2 separate regions of the Mus musculus genome follow, and region 1 is linked to region 2. Evidence: chromatin loops called from intact Hi-C (ENCODE). Cell type or tissue: left cerebral cortex. All regions are shown on one strand. Each heading gives the region's core, and the rest is flanking DNA. Links, peaks and the distances in the headings are about the cores only.

Evidence for each region. Hi-C counts contacts between places; a loop is a spot of excess contacts. Peaks named below come from ENCODE experiments on the same cell type or tissue, not always from the same donor. Only the 100,000 strongest peaks of a DNase experiment are listed, where the experiment ranks them.
Region 1: a loop joins it to region 2, with 1.8 times the contacts of the local background. A loop is called at or near these places in 2 of 42 quality-filtered maps.

Annotation. Positions count from the first base shown.
Region 1 is chr9:58,816,168-58,827,675 of GRCm38, reverse strand. It overlaps Hcn4 (hyperpolarization-activated, cyclic nucleotide-gated K+ 4), which reads right to left and starts at 4,727. Exons shown (of 8, transcript NM_001081192.3): 1 at 3,380-4,727. The coding sequence starts at 4,164. It also overlaps a transcript of Rec114 not described here. In left cerebral cortex, for the core only: a CTCF peak has its summit at 5,175; DNase peaks (open chromatin) are centred at 4,738 and 5,198; H3K4me3 peaks cover 2,608 bases; H3K27ac peaks cover 218 bases.
Region 2 is chr9:58,706,428-58,714,427 of GRCm38, reverse strand. It overlaps Rec114 (REC114 meiotic recombination protein), which reads left to right. Exons shown (of 6, transcript NM_028598.1): 2 at 2,323-2,412. Among named protein-coding and RNA genes, the nearest start is that of Rec114, 31 kb to the left of the region's middle. In left cerebral cortex, for the core only: a CTCF peak has its summit at 4,279 (motif pointing left); DNase peaks (open chromatin) are centred at 1,789, 2,365 and 4,284.

The DNA.
Region 1 (11,508 bases), core at 2,136-10,135, 110 kb before region 2:
ACATAGAAATAAGCAAGAGAAGTCCCATTTTCTGGGCCGGAAAACTGAGGCTCACAGAAGGTTGATAACTTCAGTAGGGCCTAATAGCAAACAGGTTGGGCAAGGGCTGTGCACTGAGCAGCGGCATTGATCTGGGGCAGGGATCAGCCACACAATGATGACTTAGGCAACTCCTAGGACCTACCATCATCAAAGTATCCAGAATTCCAAAGCCCAACTGCTTTGGCCTCCAATAAAAGAATGCTTTTAGATTCTTCTGTCTCTTCCTTTCCTCCTGGATTTAAAAGGATAAAGTGAGGAGAAGAGGTGATCCAAGCTTTTGCCTGATCTATTGTCAAGGCTGAGCCGCTGTCTGAGGCACAACGGAAGACCCAGAGCTAATATCCAGATAAGAATTTCCCTGGCAACCACCATGTCCACCCACACATCCCCAAGACAGTCTCCAACATACACACAACCAGGTCAACTCCCTGAGCCCAGTGTCTGAAATTTTAGCCAACCAGCCTCAGGGGCAAAAATAGCTACACCTTCTCTTAAGGTCCCTCCTCCTCTCTTTCTTCCCCTCTCTATCTTCTTGGGAAACCAGTATTATCTAGCTAATGTCCTGTGTGTTCTTAGGTTCCAACATCAAACCCAGACTTCTAGGATAGACCTCCATTGGGAGGAAGGACCTATTCAGGAACCTTGGTTGATAGCCTGGGGGAAATGTCCTGAGGGTTGCCACATGCTGGTCTCTTCCATTAACAAACTGTAAGTATGAACTTCAAACGGCCAATGGGGTGCTGGAGAAGAAGGGAAGTCGGAAGCCTTGGAGACTGCAGAAGCCACGTGAATAGATAGTGTGATGGGATTGATACAGACACAGAGAAGAGATGGCCTAGTCTCTCTCAGTCACTGCCCAAGTTATGGTGAGTCTCAAAGCAAGCCCGTGACTTCCCAGGGAAAGGTTCCCCGGGCCCTCCTCTCCCCAGACAGGAGATGTCAGAAGCAGCCCATCACAGCCAGCCCTGAACTCCAAACCACAAACTCAATCTATCATGGTTTGCTGGTGATTCTTTATTAAACCAGTTCTGTAGGATCAATGCTTCCTGCCAATCAAAATGATGAATAAATCCTCTGTGGGTCTGGGAAGTGCTTGCAGAAGCTCTGGTGGGCGATGATGTCTGTCTCCAGATAAAAACCCAAGGCCAGCACCCAAAACTTTGTGGTTCAAGGCTTGGGTTCTCCAGGGGGCGTGGTGGTTTGGAAGGAGTGATGATGGGTTTTCTAAACTTAAAGGATTCATCTCTGACTTCTAAAGCCAAGACTAGCTGTTTTGGCCTAAGAGGCAGAGGGGGCACGACCACTGGCCTCCAGAGACTCACACACTCTGTCTTGGACTATTTTCCATCCTACAGCACCGGACAAGGCTGAGCATAGAAGATGAGCAGTTCCAGCTACAGTCTCTGTTGCTTGTTACGAAAACCCATATTAAAACCCATTTGGACCCCTGTTCTGTTGTCTATTATCAGTCGTTTGGAGCCCAGCCTCTCCAGTGTCCCAGACTTCATGTCTCCAAAGCCTGGCTCAGTGGGGGCTCTACAGCAAGGGGGCTGCAAGCTAGTATGTTATGAATGGCACAGGTAAGACTAGGAAGCGCCAGGTGTGGGGGAGGCTGGGCAGGGGGGAGGATGGCTTCAGTCCCAGATCTTCACCATCTGAGGGAAGATGTGTGGGGAGGGCAAGGCTTTGCAGTCAGAAGTTCTGTATCAATTCCTGTCATTGGAGGTAAGATATGCCTGAGGTTGATACTGGGGCTTGAAGATACATGTGAATGGAAGTTTCCCCACCACAAATATGGACAGAAGTTGAGCACTTAATTGGAGCACATTAGCAATCTCAAGTGATCAATACTGGACCTGTCTGTCACCACTTCTGAGGAAAGAGAAGCCTGGGACACTCAGGGACAGCAGGGGCAAAGGAGACATAGCTTCTGTCCACTTCTCCCTGGTTCCAAACGGGAGCATCAGCTCCCAGTTCCAATTATGGGAGTTCACGAAGGATCCTACCAAGGGTCTACCTTTGCTCACATCGTTTGAAGACTGCAGCTCTGTTTAGCAAGCCTGCTGCCTCCTTGCCCTCTGAGAATAGGAAGCATGGAAATTAAGAGTTAGAAAGAACAATCTCCCAAGAGAAGTGGGGGAAAGGAACCAAAAGAGGGTGCCTCTCCTTATTCACCACCTATTTTAAGCCACCAAAGTGTTGTCTGACTGGTCATTCCCAGCCAAAGAAATCTCTCTCATTGGACGGAAAATAGCTTTGCTCTCATTACAAATCCAGCTTCCCTGGAGTTTGTAAAGAGGCTCTGGAAGGCAAAAATGTTCCTTTATACAGGCAGGCCAGCAGGTAGGCAGGCAAGAGAGATAAACAGGGCAGGACACGGGGAAAGGACAAAAAAAAACCAGAGAGATCTTCATCCTAATCTGGTGTGCTAGGAAGGCCTCAAGAGACAGGAGAGAGTGGGGACTCAGAACCTTGACTGAGACAAAGGCATAACCCCTCGTGGACACAGCTCAGTGGTATCTCCTGATCACTGGCATTAGACTCGGGAGGTCCAAGAGGGGACAGGATCTCTCTCCCTAACTGGTCTAGGAACCCATGAGAGATCTTGTAGTCGCTAGAGTTTAGGCCATTGGGATGGAGATGGGACACTGGACCAGTTGGGGATCAATAGATAGCCGCACGTCAGTCAGGACAGCAGACATCTTCACTGTGAGCAAGGTCACTCTGCCCTGGCAGTGTGGAAGTTAACGGTGTAGGGTACCTGCTCCTGGTACACCACTCAACATGAGGGGCTGAGTAAAGATGTGCAGAGGACTTTCATCCTAGGCCTGAGGCCCCAGCAACCTCGACTGAGGAATCTGGCGGCAGCTTCACAGGCCCAGCAAAGATATTAATACCTGCAGTCAGCACCCAAGGAGCTGACCCAGCTGCTAAGATGGCTATCTCCCTCCATGGCCCTTCTCTGCAAGCTGAAGGACCTAGAGCTGTCTCTAGGACGGCCACCTTGACTCTGCAGCCTCTAAGGGGGAGGTGCGTGGCTTGGACAAGCAGTGCTCTACCCTGGCTGCAAGCATGGCTAGGCCAAACTCAGAACACCTTTGAGCTTGCCTCCAAAGTGGCCCAGACCCTGGAGGAGAGAAAACAGGAGCCTGAAGACTGAGGAAGTTCCCAGTGTACTGCAGGAGGTCCGGGGGTTTCTGGGACGCTCCAGGCATCCCACTTCTCTTGGAGCTCCCAGCGCAAGGAAGTAAAGTTAACTCGGGCTGGGAGGCTGGACTGGGAAGAGAGCCTGCAACTACACAAGGCATCCACTGGCATCCCCAACCTGGCCTCTTACCTGAAGTCACTGTAGGGGTGGATAATCCAAAACCCTGCTGACTTAACCCTCTCCTGCTCGCGCTCCACCGCTTTCTGGCTGCCGAACATCCTTAGGGAGAATTTGTTGACCCCAGGTTGCAGCATGGCACCGAACTGGCGCTGCATGAAGCCGCTCTGGCCCAGGCGCACCTCGGCCTCGGGGAGGATCTGGTCGCTGGCGGCCGCGCCTCCCTCCACTTTGATAGCGGTGTCCGCCGAGGGCTGCTCGCAGGAGGCAGAGGCCGGCTGCGGCGGCTGCTGGGGCGGCGGCGAGGCTGCGGGTTGTGCCGCGGTGGCCGGGCGCTCGGGTTCGGTCGCCAGGCCCGGGGGCGTCCTGTCCTCGCCGGGGGACGCATCGCCCTCAGCGGCGATGAGCCGCCGTTCCTCCGCGGAGTCATGCAGGTGCCCGAGACTGCTGCCGCCCCCTGCTCCACCACTGCCGCCGCCCCGGCTGCCCAGCGAGGCCAGACTCCCGCGGAAGCGCCTGCAGTCACCGTTGGTGCTGGACTTGCCGGCGCTGCGGCCCGGCCCCTCGCTCTCTGTCGCCCCGAGGGCCGCACCCCGGGACTCCGAGCAGCCCGCAGCCACCGAGGGAGAGGGCGAGGGCAGCGGCCGCAGCCGGATGCTCCTTCGGCTGGGGTCCTGGCGGCCCCCGGCCCCTTCTTCCTCACCATCCTCTTCCTCGTCCATGATCCACGCCTTGGCCCCCACCTGCTGCGGAAGGCTGTAGAGCCGCTTGCGCATGGACGGCGGCAGCTTGTCCATGGTGCCAGGGATTGGGCCGGGGGCAGCGGTGCGGGTGCGGCACGGGGGACCCGCTCCAGGTGCGCCTGCCAGTGAGGACGCGTCCTTCGCTGCCTCACGAGCCCATGATCGCGCGGGCTGCGCGCCGAGGGGAGGCTCCTAGTCCGGCTGCAGGTCCCCGGGTTCGCCGCGCTGCACCTCCTCCCGGGCCCGGCTTGGGCGCGGGGACCCCACGCTCCCTCCCTCTTTTCCCTCCCTCCTGCGATCAGGGGCGCGGCGCGCGGCCCGGCTCCAGGCGCCCCGCCCCCGCGGGGAACAATGGGCGCGGGCAGCGGCGGCGCTGCGGCCACCGCGCTCCGGGAACCGCTCCCGAGCGCAGAGCGCACTGCCCGCGCGGTTCCCGGGAGTGCGTCCGGCGGGTGTCTGGGGCTGTCAGCGCGTGTGACCGCCCGGGCTTTGCAGCTGGTCACCCGGGTTCTCGCTTTGCCTCCTCTAGCTGAGCCCAGCCGGCCGAGTCCTGGGGACTCCCGCCGCAGCGGAGCGGAGCCCAGCGGCCCGCCGGGCTTACATCAGCCTCCGCCTCTCCCGGAGCGCCCTCCGGCAGCGCTCGGGCTCCCGCGCCCCGGAATATTCATGAAGCCGCCGCAGCTCGCGGGTTGCCATAGGAGCGGCTTCTGCAGCCCGGCCTGCCTACCTGGGCTTCTTAAAGGGGCAGCGGCGTCCCAGCCCAGACATAGAGGGGGGCGGAGGGGGCCGGGCCCCGCGAGGGGCGCAGGGCGGAACCTCGCCAGACCTTAGGGACTGAGGTAGGAGGTGTCCTTACTCCTGTGCGCGTAATGATTCCTGCTGGCCACGGACTGAGAGCTCCCGCTGGGGCTCAAGATTTGGGGGCGGGGTTTCCCAGTCTCTCCCGCGAGCTTCGGGCTTTCCTTGCCTAGCCCGCTGTCTCCACGCTAGGGTCTCCGACCCTCCTCCGGGGAGGCGTGCCGGTCGTAAGGCTGCGGAGCGGCTGCTTTCCCGCAACTCGCCTGGAGAGGGGGTTTCCGGAAAACGCTTCGAGTCCGGGCGGCTCCCAGGGTTTTCCTGAGCCAGGGGCGGGGGGCGAATCCCGCGTGGGTCTTCCCCGGCGCGGCGAGGAGGGCTTGCGGGAAACTCTCCAGGCGCTCACTGGGCGCGCGGGTGGACCCACTTCTGCGAGGTAAGACTTCGAAGAAATGCGCCGACAGTAGCAGTCACAGATGCGGGATCCCAGCGCCGGACTTCCCACCACCCACTCCCCAGCGCCTTTCCCGGAGCAATTCGATGTGGGGTTCCCAAGACCAACGGGCTGCTTCCAGAAGGCTATGGGCAGGCTCCTCTGGCGACCTGACACTCTGGGGAAGGCTTTGACTCCCTCGCCTTGTGCTTCCATTCAGTCGAGACATCTGTGTGCACCAGCGTTAGAGGCTTCCATCTCCACCCAGACACACTCTTTAACCGCCCCAGCCCCCATTTGATCCCTCTCTTAATGCACCTGGGCGTCTTCTCGCTCCCTGTATTACATTCTCGATTTAAGGGCAAATCCCAAGCCTAAGGTATAGCTTAGGTATCCACACTTTAGTACAGCCCAACACCCAACATTAGCTCACAAAAAGGTGAAGGGGCGGTTCAGAGGGAGAACTGGCCAGAGAAGGTTGGAGTCTGTGTCAGTAGAGAAACAGACCCGTGGGCAGGAAGGCAAAGGGGTCCTCTACTCTGAGGAATAGCATGAAGTTTACATTTGAAATCTTAGCCCGCTTGTGTCCACACACACATCCCGAGTAGGGATTTGGAAGGCAGCAGGGTTTGGGTGGTGGGCCTTTTCTGCTCTATCCACTGGACCACAGAACTTCGCATGGGGGGTGGGGATGTCTAGGGTGATGACATCACCCGGAGCTGGCATTTCTACTTTTGAGCAGTTCTGAGCTGACAGTTCCCTGCACAGATGCTGGGAGGCACGATCTCTCAGTGTCCTTGGGTCTCCTTGAGGAGTGCTCTTAACTGCCTGAGAGCCCTGTCTGCCTGGTGGTGGATGAAGACCTCCCTTGCTACAATTTCTCTGATCACCAGAAACCACCCTGCAGTGACCCAGCTGCAGGAAGGCACTACACACAAGGCATCTTTTCCTGACTAACCCAAATATTGGTCATGTCTCCACTTCTGGTTCTTATTGAGTGAGTCCCCATTAATCTGAACATCAATGACACCAGGCAGCCCTTGTGCCTCTGGATTAAGTTCCTTGTGTGTGTGGGGGGGGGGGGGAACAAGACTAACTTAATCTCAAAAGCTTGGGCACCACCACAAGGGTGTACAAAGAGCAGAACAATTCTACCAGAAGCAAGGGACCCTGAAAGTTAACTACTGGTGATAAAGGGAACCCCGGGGTAAAGATGAGGATATGACTAAGATTCTGTTTCCTAGGAACCACTGTCCCATGCTGGCCAGGGGCCTCCTGTTGACTCTTCCTCTAACACCTCACTCACCTTCAACTAAATTAGCACAATCCATATAGAGCCAACTCTGGGTATAGATTTGACACTTGGATAAGTCAGACCCATAATAACCCCCTATTGAGGCTGAGGCTTTTTCTGTATCCTCCATATAAGGATATTAATAGAGGATACCTATCTACTGTTGTGCCAGCAAAATCTGAGGGGCAGATGAAGAGGAGGGAACCTTTGTGGGCTCCATGTTAGGAGGTTAGACTCGTGCTCTGGAATAGAGACAAAACCAGAAACTCATGAACTATATACTAGAAGCTAGATCACATCTTCCCCAAGAGAGATCTGGAAGCTCGCTAAGCCTGACCTAGTCAGGGAAGGCTTCCTGGAGGAGGGGGATCAGATTTAATGAGAAACACATACCAATCAAGAAGAAGATGTCTGTGTCCTGCTCTAGCACTCTCAGCCCTATTGGGTTTTTTGAGACAGAGTCTCTCACTGAACCTATAGCTGGGGTGGGGGTGGGGGGCAGCCTGCAAGTCCCAAGGATCCTCCTGTGTCCCCCACCCTTCTGTGCTGTAATGCACAGCCACACTGGATTTTTATGTGGCTACCGGATATTAAGACTCAAGTCCTGAGGCTGGAGAAATGGCTCAGTTGTTAAGAGCACTGGCTATTCTTCCAAAGGAATCAGGTTCAATTCTCAGCACCCACATGGCAGCTCACAACTGTCTGTAACTCCAGTTACAGGGGACCTGACATCCTCACACAGACATACAAGCAGGCAGAACACTACTGAACTGCCTCCGTAGCCCCTGTGACCAGTACTTTATGATTTATTTATTTATTTATTTATTTATTTATTTATTTATTTATACTACCTGAAACTGTCATTAGTTGGGCCAAATGTGGCCAAATTTTGGCAGTGTTCTCCCTTCTGTCTGCAACAAGAGCGCTAAAGCGCAGAGAGGTTAAACAACTTGCCAAATGCGTCAGTGAGAAAATGGTGGGTGGAATTCCAAAAACAATTCCTTCCACAGGTCAGACTCTGCCCTGTTAACTAGCTGCCTTTCCCAGGTGGGGAGAGGCAGGCACAATGTTGAAGGGGGAGTGTGTGTGTGTGTGTGTGTGTGTGTGTGCAAATTGTAGACTATTTTAAGTGTAACATTGTCTCTGTCCTTTCTTAGAAGGCTGTGTGTTGTGAGATAGTATCCTTACCACATTTTCGGTGTTACAATGCCACTTTATGAAATCACGGAGCTGGGAGATGTGTTTGGTCCTTTTGTTTGTTTTCCTCATGTTCTCGGCCAAATAACAAGACTTGGCATGCTCTTCTGTGTTTGTTCCCCCAAAGGAGAATCATTTTGGAAACATTTATCAGAGAATTCTGGAAGCCTGGGGACCCGGGCTGGAAACCATAACAAGGGGTGCTAGCTAGGAAGCAAAAGCTGTGGGGTTCAGTCGCCCCCTGACTCTCGCTGCCTGGGCACCTCGTCTTCCTCCCCTGTAATAGTCGCCTCACCAGTTGTCCTGAAGACTAAATGAGGAAACGCATTCGTGGAACAGACAACCCCCACCTATGGTGCTCAGTTAACATTTCATGATGGAATCTGGAGGGAAGACTGCAACAACCAATGGCTGGGGAGATGCTTGGCCCTTGGAATTCATATGTTCATCTTAAAATTCTTGTAGGGATGAAGAGGTGTTTTGTTATACAGAACTGTTACCTCTGGTAAACCCTAGCTGGGTCCCCAAGGGAAATCTTCCCTCAGGCATGAGCACTTACCCCACCCCCATAAGCCCTGCAGCAGCTAAGTGGAATCAGCAGCAGCTTGTCTTGACCCTTCGATCAGGATCGCCCCTCCACAGAAAACAGGAGTGAGGGTCTCCAGACTCATACGCAGCTCCACCTCTTTCTCCTGTGAGGATCTGATCCTGCCCAGTGTACCTCCTGCTCAGCTACCCTAGGCAGTGAAGAGTGGGTCACACACGCACATTGAGGCTTCCTGCTGAAAGCCTGACTTGGAGACCAGGTTTCTCTGTCCCACCTGGGAGGTGGAGGGACACATGAAGTGGCTGCAGGAGGGGGTGGGGGGCTGATGTGCAGGAGAGTAAGTCAGCTGGCCAATTCTGTCCAAGCCTTGGGTGACCCATTGTGTGCCCAGCCTTCCAGAGCCAGTGCTTGAGAAGGCTGATAGAAGCCTCGCTGGTTGAAGCATGAGGCCAACCCAGAGGGATGGGTGAGGACCACAGGGAGAATTTCAGATGCTCAGGACAATGGCTCTCACGAGTATGGTCAAGGTGGAATTTTTGGAGGAGGTAACAAGTGAGATGTGAGCGTGATTTTCTGGGCAGTGGGAAGAAGGAGGGGAGGGATGAAGCTATGGGCAGAGGAGATGCTGATGATGGAGCAGCTTGGTAACCGTGATGCTTGCCAATACATTCACTCAGTGGGATCCACCGAGGATAGGATGACAGGCAGGTACCCATCTTGGAGGGCTGCTTATCTTTGTTCTCAGTTGGTTTTAAGAGAAAATCTGCTGTCTCCATACAAGGTGAGTCGTGAGTCCTCCTTATCCCCTCTTCCTAGCACCCACAGGCCAGCCTTGGAGCCTTAGCTCCTCATCTACCAGCTTTTCTCCCATCCTGGGCACCCATTGTTCCCTGGGGATTCTACTGGGGCATGGAAAAGATTCTGGCTATAAAAAGTACCGTGAGCCGACATGCCCACCCTCCCACTAATCCCATTAAGGCAATAGTGAGCCAGAAAACCCTTGCCTGCTCCCCTTCTTGTTGAGCTTACCATCTGCCTTCTTGGTAGTTCTACCTGATTTCTTTGGGAGCTAGGGGCAGAAGCTATTGAACTGTCCTACCCTCCATCCCTTGCCTGGGTACAAGGTCCCACCTGGGAATCCTGAGACCCTCATACATGTACACACCAGGGCTCAGTAGTTCTCAAAGCCCTTCCAGCTTCAGGCCAGCCATGGCTCCCCTGCCCTTGTTCTCTCAGCTGCCTCCTGTCCTGTGTACCCGCCGTTTCCTAAGGACTCTGCCAGGGGATGGGTGGGGTCTCATGCCACCTCTTGCCCCTGAATGGGGTGGAAAATGATATGCTGACAGCTCAGCCAGGCCTGGACTATGTCTCTGTGTCCTGCCAGGGCTCCAGGACGTCTGGGCCACCTGGACTGGGAGCCAGGCTGGAGAGGGGGGCACTGAGAGGGAAGGCCCCTGAGGTGCCAGCAGAGAGGAGCTGCCAAGAAGTAAGTGGAAGAGACTCCTCAGCCCCAAGTCTGGATCTTGCCATCTGTCAGGGCTGCAGTGGGTTCAAACAGACACACACACACACACACACACACACACACACACACACACACACACACACACAGTTTAAACAGCCTGGTCTAGAGACTTGAGGGAGGGAGAGATAGAATGAGCTGATGGAAGGGAACAATTGGATCAACTTGAGGGGATGGAGACTGAAGACAGCTGGGGATGTGGGGCTTTTCCAGGGACCCCAAGATGATGCAGGGAATAGACTTGGCTCATGGACTCCCATTGACCCAGGGAGGACAGCTCACACTTATGCTGTCCCTTGCCATCTCTTCAGCCCTCTTCTCCTATCTTCCCTCTCCCCCAACCTGACATAACCTCTTTCACTCATTCATTGAACCGATTATCCATGTACTGAGCGCCTACCTCATGACTCTCTAAGACTCAGCATCCCATCTTTAGGTACAAGAGACTGCGGTGAGAATAAGACAGATTCTCTAAGTCACAGATGCAGGCAGGGCCCAAGGGCATGAGGACTGGAGAGCAAAGGAAGGAGTTTCAGGAGGAGGGGCAAGGGACTTAGGCCTGAATCTGTCTCTGGAGAAATCAGGTGCAATTTGGAGACGTGGAGACAGACAAGTGAGGAGATGCCAGGCAAAGGGCATGTTGTGAGCAGAGGGTGGTCAGGGAGACCCACAAATGGGGATAGGTGAACAGACCAGGAGCAGACAGCCACAAGGACACCAAGATGGGTTGGTTCTGGAGAAGACAATGGGGAGGGAGCTCCTGAAAGCACCTTAAGATCCGATCCTGGAAGAACCATTGAATTGTGTGCCCTGGGAACCCAGCCTTGGGCTTAGCTGTGCAGAGTAAGCCAGGAAACAATATACTGCATCCCTGTCCCCTGGAGACTCAAGTGTGGTCAAGGAGATGGAGAGGGCTATGGAGTCATTCGGTTGGTTGATCATCCTCCAGGAAGCAGAGTCTGCCCCCTGAACCCTGAGAGCAAAGGGTAAACACAGCCAGCCCCGGTGCCGGTCTGGGAACTATACTCTCCAGCTCCCTGGGAAGTACATCTTCTGTACAGGCTCCATGGCCCAGCCTCCCTCCCACAAGCCCTGCACATCAGGGTAACCTGCTATTACATGAGCCTTCCTCTGGACGCCTTCCAGAGAGAGACAGTTCCGCTGTGTAATGAGAGCTGTGCCCCGCTGGCCACGCTGTGGGGCCAGGAGAACAGGCAAAGCCAAGGAGAGGGCAGTGGAGACTGTGGCTTGGGTTGTGATGAGGGCTCTGATGGACTGAGGCTGAAGTCATCCTAAAGACAGTGGCACGGTGACACGGGACCTGTGACAGGACTGTGGCAGATGCAACAGTCAGGGCTGAGACACCCTGGCATTGCACTGATGTGATCTCTGAAGGGCGCTATGACAGGGGATGTGACAGGGGATGCGCTGTGATGGAATCTGTGGCAGACACTATGGCAGCAGCAGCGATAAAGGCTATGACATAGAGCTTGGCAGAGACTGACTGTGTAATGGGTTGTGATAGAGACCATGATGGAGGATGTGACAGACATTGTGACAGGGGCTGTGATCCAGGCTGTACTCGAGGCTTTGTGGGTGACAGGAGACTG
Region 2 (8,000 bases), core at 1-8,000:
GGTAGAGTTGGGACAGCAACAATGAATCAGCAGTGGTGGCACAACCTAGGAGAGACATCCGGGCCTCAGCCTCAGCCCAAGTCAGCAGGAGGGACCAGGAGGAGCACCAGGAGAAGTTCTTGGCTGTGCCTCTCTCAGAGAAGCAAAGATCAGAGAAGATGGGAGACCCACAAGCTTTGCACAGCAAGCTCTATAAGCAAGCCTAGCTAGGCCTCTGTCACTGTCTGTCAAGTCCTATTTATATTCCTCCAAACATCATGTGTCCTCCACGGGTCTTGTCTCAGCATGTGTCTTGCCTCAACACATGGTGTGTCTGTCTCAACTGACATCACTCTACCAATCAGCTAATCCGTGGAAGCAACAAGAAAAGTGTAGGGCGGGCTGGTGAGATGGCTCAGTGGGTAAGAGCACCCAACTCTTCTTCCGAAGGTTCAGAGTTCAAATCCCAGCAACCACATGGTGGCTCACAACCATCCGTAATGAGATCTGATGCCCTCTTCTGGAGTGTCTGAAGACAGCTACAGTGTACTTACATATAATAAACAAACAAACAAACAAACAAATAAATCTTTAAAAAAAAAAAAGAAAAAGAAAAGCGTAGGGCACCACCATTTTTTGGTGCATTTCTCTATGGAGTCCCGACAAATACAACTCAACTACACAATGTACGACAGACCAATGCATGCCTGTTGTTAGCAAAGAATCCATCACATGTCCTTTCACATGCTTGCTTTAGCAGAACATCCTTTCACCTGTGTCTGCTTCTACTAAACATTCCTTCACGTGTTTCACCCAGCAAAACACCATCCAACCAACTTTGCAAAGAACCCTTAAGTTTCCACTTAATGGTTGTACTTTGCACAAAAACTATATTTGCGGGGGAAGTTCCTAACAGAAATGAAAAAAAATGGCATAGTTGTTGAGTGATACTCTACAGTACTAAAAATGTGTGTGTGTGTATGTGTGTGTGTCTACTTATCCCCTCTTCCCTGTGTGCACATGCAGCAACATGCCGAAGCTAAATGTAAAAATTCTGTATATCAGGGCTCAAGAGATGGCTTAGTGGTTATGAGGATATATTACTCTTCCAGGGAACCCAAGTCCATATCCCAGCATCCACATCAAGTGACACATAACTGCCCATAACTCCAGGGAATTAGATGCTGCTTCCTAACCTCTGTGGGTACCCAAACAGATGTGCTATACCCATAGACACATATACATAATGTATTTATTACTGTGTTATTGGAAGCTAAGTGTGGTAATAATACATGTCTTTAATTCCAGCACTCAGCAGAGGCAGGCAGCTGTCAGTTCAAGGCCAGCTTGGTCTATAGAGCCAGGGTAGCCAGGGATACATCGTGAAACCCAGTCTCACAAACAAACAGACACAAACATGTTGATGGAAGTCAGGATGAAGATTATTTTAGGGAGACCATAAATTGTACATTTCTCTTTTAGATACTTTTGGACTACAGAGTTACCTCAGTGGTTTTCCCTGGGGACCCAGGTTGCTTTCCCCAGGGCCCTGGACTTGAGTTCCAGTACCCACCTGGCAGCTTACAGTTATCCCTAACTCTGGTTCAGGGTGTCTGATCCCTCTGGTCTCCATGGACACCAGACACACAGTGTTGTACAGACATGCATACACCAATATACATAAAAACATGTGAAGTGACATTGTTATGTTAAAGTTTTACCATCCAAACGTATTATCTGGACTGTGGTTTTGAAAGCTGTGCTCTATTTCTAAGTGGACATAAGGCACACAAGATTGTTCGTGTAAGCGGGTGGGAGGCATGTTCTGTAAATAACTAGGGGACCAGTGTGGGAAGAGCAGAAAGTAGTGAATGAAGGAACTGGGGCAGGGTTTACAGCATCCCTCCTGACATCAGAAATGTTGGCTTTTCAAGTTGGGATTTAAAATTAATTAAAATTCAAAAAGTTGTGAGTTTATTCTATAACTAAAATTCTAAAACCTGCATAAGAAACTGTAAGGTAGAGATTGTGGGACCTTATAGAAATATTCCTAGCTAGAGTTATGTGTGTGTGTATGTGTATATGTATGTGTATGTGTATGTGTATGTGTATGTGTATGTGTATGTGTATGTGTATGTGTATGTGTATGTGTATGTGTATATGTATATGTATATGTATATGTATATGTATATGTATGGGAGTTTGACAATGCAAGGGAACCAGTTACAGAGTAAATGGGAAAAAAGGTTCCGCTAGGAAGCTCAGTCTGAGAAAGAAATCTGCTTTCAGAAACGTTTTTATGTGTATCATGGAAACACTGTCAACATTTTTTCTCTCTTGAAGGTTTTTGAATCCAGTGAAGAATCCGGGAGTCTTGTCCTCACGATCGTTGTATCAGGTCACTTCTTCATTTCCCAAGGGCAGACACTGCTGGTGAGTTGTCTGTCTGACAGCCCAGTCTCCGTTTGTAGCTCTGTCATTGTCTTGGGCCCTCAAGCTTCTTCAGTCTTAATGAAAGTCATTGTGTTCATCTAACTAAGGATTTTCCAGCATGCTTTAGCAGTGGGAAATCCAGAAACATACTGATTATTTTCTGCCTTAAAGGAGTCTTGGATCTAGTGATCAAAGTAGATCAAAGGATTGTAACTAGCCAGAATGATAGAGAGTTCTTAGTTAGAAAGATTGATTGAAGATAGGCTAGCCAGGTAGAGAAAGCAAAAAACCAAGAACAACAACAACAAAAAGAAAAGAGAGCATGCTGCAGCTCACTGACAGGGCCTTCATAGACTGCTGACTCTGTAAACAAGCACTTGTCCTTCTTGTTCTCAGTGTTAGACAGTTTAAGAAGCACACAGAGTATTTAGAATAAAATAGGCAGGCTGGGTGCAGTGCCATGTGCATTCCTGTGTTCACAAAGCAGAAGCAGAATTACTGACTAGAGGCTAGTGCTAGTCTACATTATCCAGTGAGAGCAAAGAGGGGGAGAGGGAGAGGGAGAGGGAGGAGAATCATCCAGTCACGGACCACTTTGCTGGGAAGTTCGGGATCTGTTTGGTAGAAACAATATGAATAAAGAGAAGACAGTTAGCTTGTAATCTGATCAAAGACATTGTCCTAGAGAGAGACGGTTCTGTGAGCTGAGTGCATCATTTCCTGGGCTTGTGTCTATATAGATGCCAGAAAATCATATTACAGATATTTACTAAATAGCTGCATGGCATCATAATTTATTCATTTACTGAGCAGTTAGTTTACTTTTTAGTTAGTTTTTTGGAGGAAGAGCCCGAGGATATCAGAGTACACAGCATAGGCAAAATCCCGTCCTTGTGGAGTACCACCCTAGTGACAGGAGGCAACATAAGCAAGCAGGCTGGGTATATGTCAAGACCTTAACTTTACATATTCCCTTCCAAGCTCTGTTAAAATACAATGGCAGGATCTCATATATGTGCACTAGAACGGCTCATTTTCCACTAAGTGAAATACGGTGTCATGACCTCATACTGTGAGACCTGCAAAGCCAGCTTTGCAGTCTTGGTGCTTTTAAAAGTCGCAGTGTGAGTGGCCTTGTTTTCTCTCTACCTGCTACCCTAAGGGCTCTCGTGTAGCTGCTATAAAGAGTTCTCTAGATGGTAGCCGTGCTTCTGAGAGCTGTCTGGCCGGTTCTCCCTGTCAGTCATGGGTCTTGTAGAGTGGCAGGATCCAACAGTCCCCCAAACCCCATGCTTGTTTTCTTTCATCGGTCATTGTACAATGTTGTTAAAAAACTAGTCAAGGTTTCTTTGTATCATGTGAGGAGTGATGGTTTTTTCATTGACTTTACAAAACTAAGCTTACCAAATTCAAAACAAACCCTGCTAAGAAATGTAAGAGGAACTCTACCCTGCAATTATTTGATGCAGATTACAGTAATACATACATCAATCATATTTATAATTCCTCAATTTTTTTCAACGTTATTTTGACTATTTTGTTATTTGCATTTTTGGAGCTGCTTTGACTCTGTAAATCAATTTGGGAAGAATTTACTTGTTACTATTGAGTCTTCCAACTCACGGGCACATTTTAACTCTCCACTTATATATATCTGCTTTAATTTCTCACAGCAGTGACTTATAGCTAGAGATTCTATGTGTATGTGTGTGTGTAGAAAGTTATTACTTTATTTTATGGGAATACAAATCTTGTGTAAATAAAAAGCTCTTCCATTATTGGCCTCTGGCAAGCTTTTGTATCACTTTTGTTGCTTGATGACAACAAGCAGCCATGGTTGACAGGTAGGAGCAGCAGCGGTAGGTGGCGCCCCCTAGTGTTAGAGTTCTTGTGTCAGTCTCTGGTACTGGTACTCTTGGTCCTGGGCAAGTGGTAGAGCTCTGTGTAGACCCAGGGAGCCAGGATTTCTCAGCTTTGGGCAGTGGCTTCTAGATCTAGGTATTGGGATTGCCTGCTGCTTCCTCTTCCACTGCTAGCCAGTGGCCTTGAGGCCTAACCCTAGAGTGGCTCTCCATGTGACTGGCTTTTCCACTTCTTGTGTAGCATGGCTGCTGGCCACTCTGTTGTCACAAACTATCTCTGCTCCAATCACAGCTGTTAATTCTTTTTGTGTTACTAGTTCAGCCTGTTTCAGAAAAAGTAGGCAAGAAAGACCACTTAAGAGAAAACTCTTAGCAGAGTGGTGTTGATGCGCGCCTTTGATCCCAGCACTCAGGAGGAAGAGGCAGGTGGATCTCTGTCAGTTCAAGGCCAGCCTGGTTTACACAGAGTGAGTTCCAGGATAGCCCTGTCTCAAACAAACAAACAAACAAACAAACAAGCAACAACAAAAAAACCAAAGAAACAAACAATGAAGACTCTTGGGCTTTGCATTGCAATAATGCGTTGGCTAACCAGCTTGCTTTGCAGTATTTAGAGCAGTCCCTCTGCTAAGCCACTGGGAGAGGTGCCCCGCCTCTGGATTGGGTGGAAATGACTCCATGGAAAGTCCCGAGCAAGGTTCTTGAAACCGTCATGCCTGGACCGCACCCTCAGGAGCTGGAGAAGCAGCCGGGGTTGTGGTATAGCTTCCTCGAGGCAATCATGAAAGGTTCAGAGTAACGGCTCTGGACTAAGGGTGGTTTAACCTGTCTGCTCCAGTGACAGGCCTTTTCTTCAAGGAGCTAGAGCAGCAAGAGAGAGCCCAGTAGCTCTGTCCATTGGAAATCAGATCCTCTAGCATGCAATGTCTGTGCTTATTCACAGGAAAAGAAACGTGAGGAGTGTTTCTAATAGCATGCTAACATGCGTGTTGATTTTCACAGTGTTGAGCAGTGTATCTTGTACTAGGTACAATGACTAGTACCTGTTCAGTGCCCCAGGGAGAGAGGCCCAGCTCATCTGTCTCAATAATCAAAACCTGTTCTCTGGGCCTAGGCAGATGGCTTCATGGACAAAAGCACTTGGTGTGAAGAGCAAGAGGACCTGAGTCAGTTCCCCAGCACACATGTAAAAACAGGCGTGGCCTGTGTGCACACAACCCCAGCACTGGCAGGTGGAAGTGGACAGAGCCTGGAAGCGCACTGGTTAGCCCAGCTGAAATGGTGAGGTTCAGTTTTAGTGAGAGATTAAGGCTGAGAGATAAAGGTAGCCTACACGTGAGATGTGCACTTATACATACACAACAAAAAGAAGATCTGCTCTCCCAGCATATGTCACGTGTCCCACCAATCACGCGCTCTATACTGCATGTCTAGAACCTGACTCATTCGGGGTAGGTGAAGTCTGCACCCGTAGATCACCGTCTCCCATTGTGTCTCTGCTGTCCTTTCCTTACCTCTGCTAGCCACTTACCTACTCTCTGCTTCTGGGAATTCTTTTTTTTTTTTCTTGTTTATTTTAATTTTTTAGCCCAGGCTGGACATCAACTAGTAATGATGATTTCCACAGTCTCTCAAGTGCTGCAATTACAGACAAGAGCCACTATGCTGGCTTAAATTCAGCCTTTTACGATTCTGCGTTTAAGGCCAGAGAAATGCTCTTCCAGAGGACCTGAATGTGATTCCCAGCACCCACACAGTGGCTCACAACCATCTGTAACTCGAGTTCCAGGGGGTTTAATACTGTCTTCTGGTCTCCACTGGCACTAGGTGCGTATGCAGTACACAAGACATATATGCAAACAAACCACACATACACATACATTTTTAAGGATTCTACATATAAGTGAGATATATACTATTTATCCTTTTTATAAAGTGTATTCAAAGACGTTAGTCACTACGCTACCTCCTGACCCTCCCTTACCTACGTCATGCTTCCATCATCTTCCCTACCTACAAGCCCCTCCCACTTTGACATTTCTTTACTTTGGTTGGTGACCTCCTGAGTCTGGATATGGCCCTTGTATGAGCATGAATGTGGAGCTGTCCTCTGGAGCATGCGAGGCTCGCCGGTGGCCACACCACTGAAGACAGTAGCTGGCCCTTCTTCACTCAGCGTCTGTCAGCAGCCAGTAGGTTCTCAGGAGGAATGGAGCCTGAGGAGCTCCTTCCCAGCCGTGACTGGATGTTGACAGGCCCAGTGCAGGTGGCCACAGCTGTTGTGAGCTCGTGATTGCAATGCTCTGTCCTCCCTGTCATCCGACTCTGACATTCCCCTCTTCTGTGACCGTCGCTGAGCTTTGGAAGTGGTGGTACACGTGTCTGTTTAGGGCTGAGCACCTTGAGCAGCCATAAGTCTGCACAGATTGCCATTTGCCGGGGGAAATTTCCAGTCAAGGCCGAGAGCAGCACCTTTCTAAACACAGATGGCTATTCTTGATTGTCAACTTGACTACACCTGGAATTAATTTGCTGAAAACCCAAATGGCTGGGCACACCTGTGAGGGATTTTTTTTTTTAACATTATGTCATTTGAAACGGGAAGATCGTCTTTTAATCTGGGCTGGAATGGACAAAGGAAGCTTGCTCTCTTTGCCTCTTCACTCTCAGAAGCAAGTCCATTCCTTCACAGGCGTTAAAGTCTACTTCTTCAGGATTCCAGCATCTACTGAAGATCAGCTGAGACATCTAGCCTTGAGGACTGAACAACTGTTGGATTCTTGGACCAACAAGAGCTGGTAGCTGGTTGGATATACACATGTATATGTATGTATATAAAGGAGATTTACTTAAATATGTACATATATATGTATATGTGTATACCTATATGTGAGTGTGCATATATATGTATGCATACATACATAATACATACATATAATTTTTTTGAGACAAGGTTTTTCTCAGTGAAGCTGTCCTGAAACTCACTCGGTAGTCTTGGCTGGCCTCAAACTCTGCCTGCCTCTGCCTCCCAAGTGCTGGAAGTAAAGGTGATAACCTCCTCCCTACCCCCCCATCTATTTTCATTCTATTACTTCTGTTCCCCTAGAGAACCCTGACTAATAGAAGGCCGTTAATACTACATCCATTTGTCAAAACAACTGTAATGAATCCCCTCCCAATAGCTTATGAAATGAACCCCTTTCTAAGGAGCAGGTCTAAAAGCCAAGTAGAAAGTGGTTGGCTATTCCCACCAGAATCATGCCACTATTATACCAGTGTGCACCCGCGAGAGCTTGCCTGGCACTCAAGGGTCACCACTGGGTAAGATCACTGATGGCTCTTCTCCCTCAGCTGCCTGCTTGGCACTTGAGAGCTAGTCAGCAGAGAGGAAGGGTTACACTGATCACCCATGCCTTCTGGGATGGGCATTGCCCACCCATGCACAGGACTTCTGTTCAAACTTAAAAACAAACTGTACCTTTAAAATTATCTTAGAAAGTAGCAGGAGTCCCCATGACTTCTCCCTACATCTCTAGTTTTAATGGCCCTGGCCCTCTCCCTCACCCTTCCCCATAGGGCCCTCCTCCCTTTGTACCTCACTGCCTCCAGAGTTCCCCTCTGTTTTTGCATGTGTCATCTTCCCCTTTCGCGCTTCCCGCCTCACCAACCATGGCCCTCTTATACTTTCCTAGTTGCTGTAAACATTCCAGGTTAAATACATAGTCT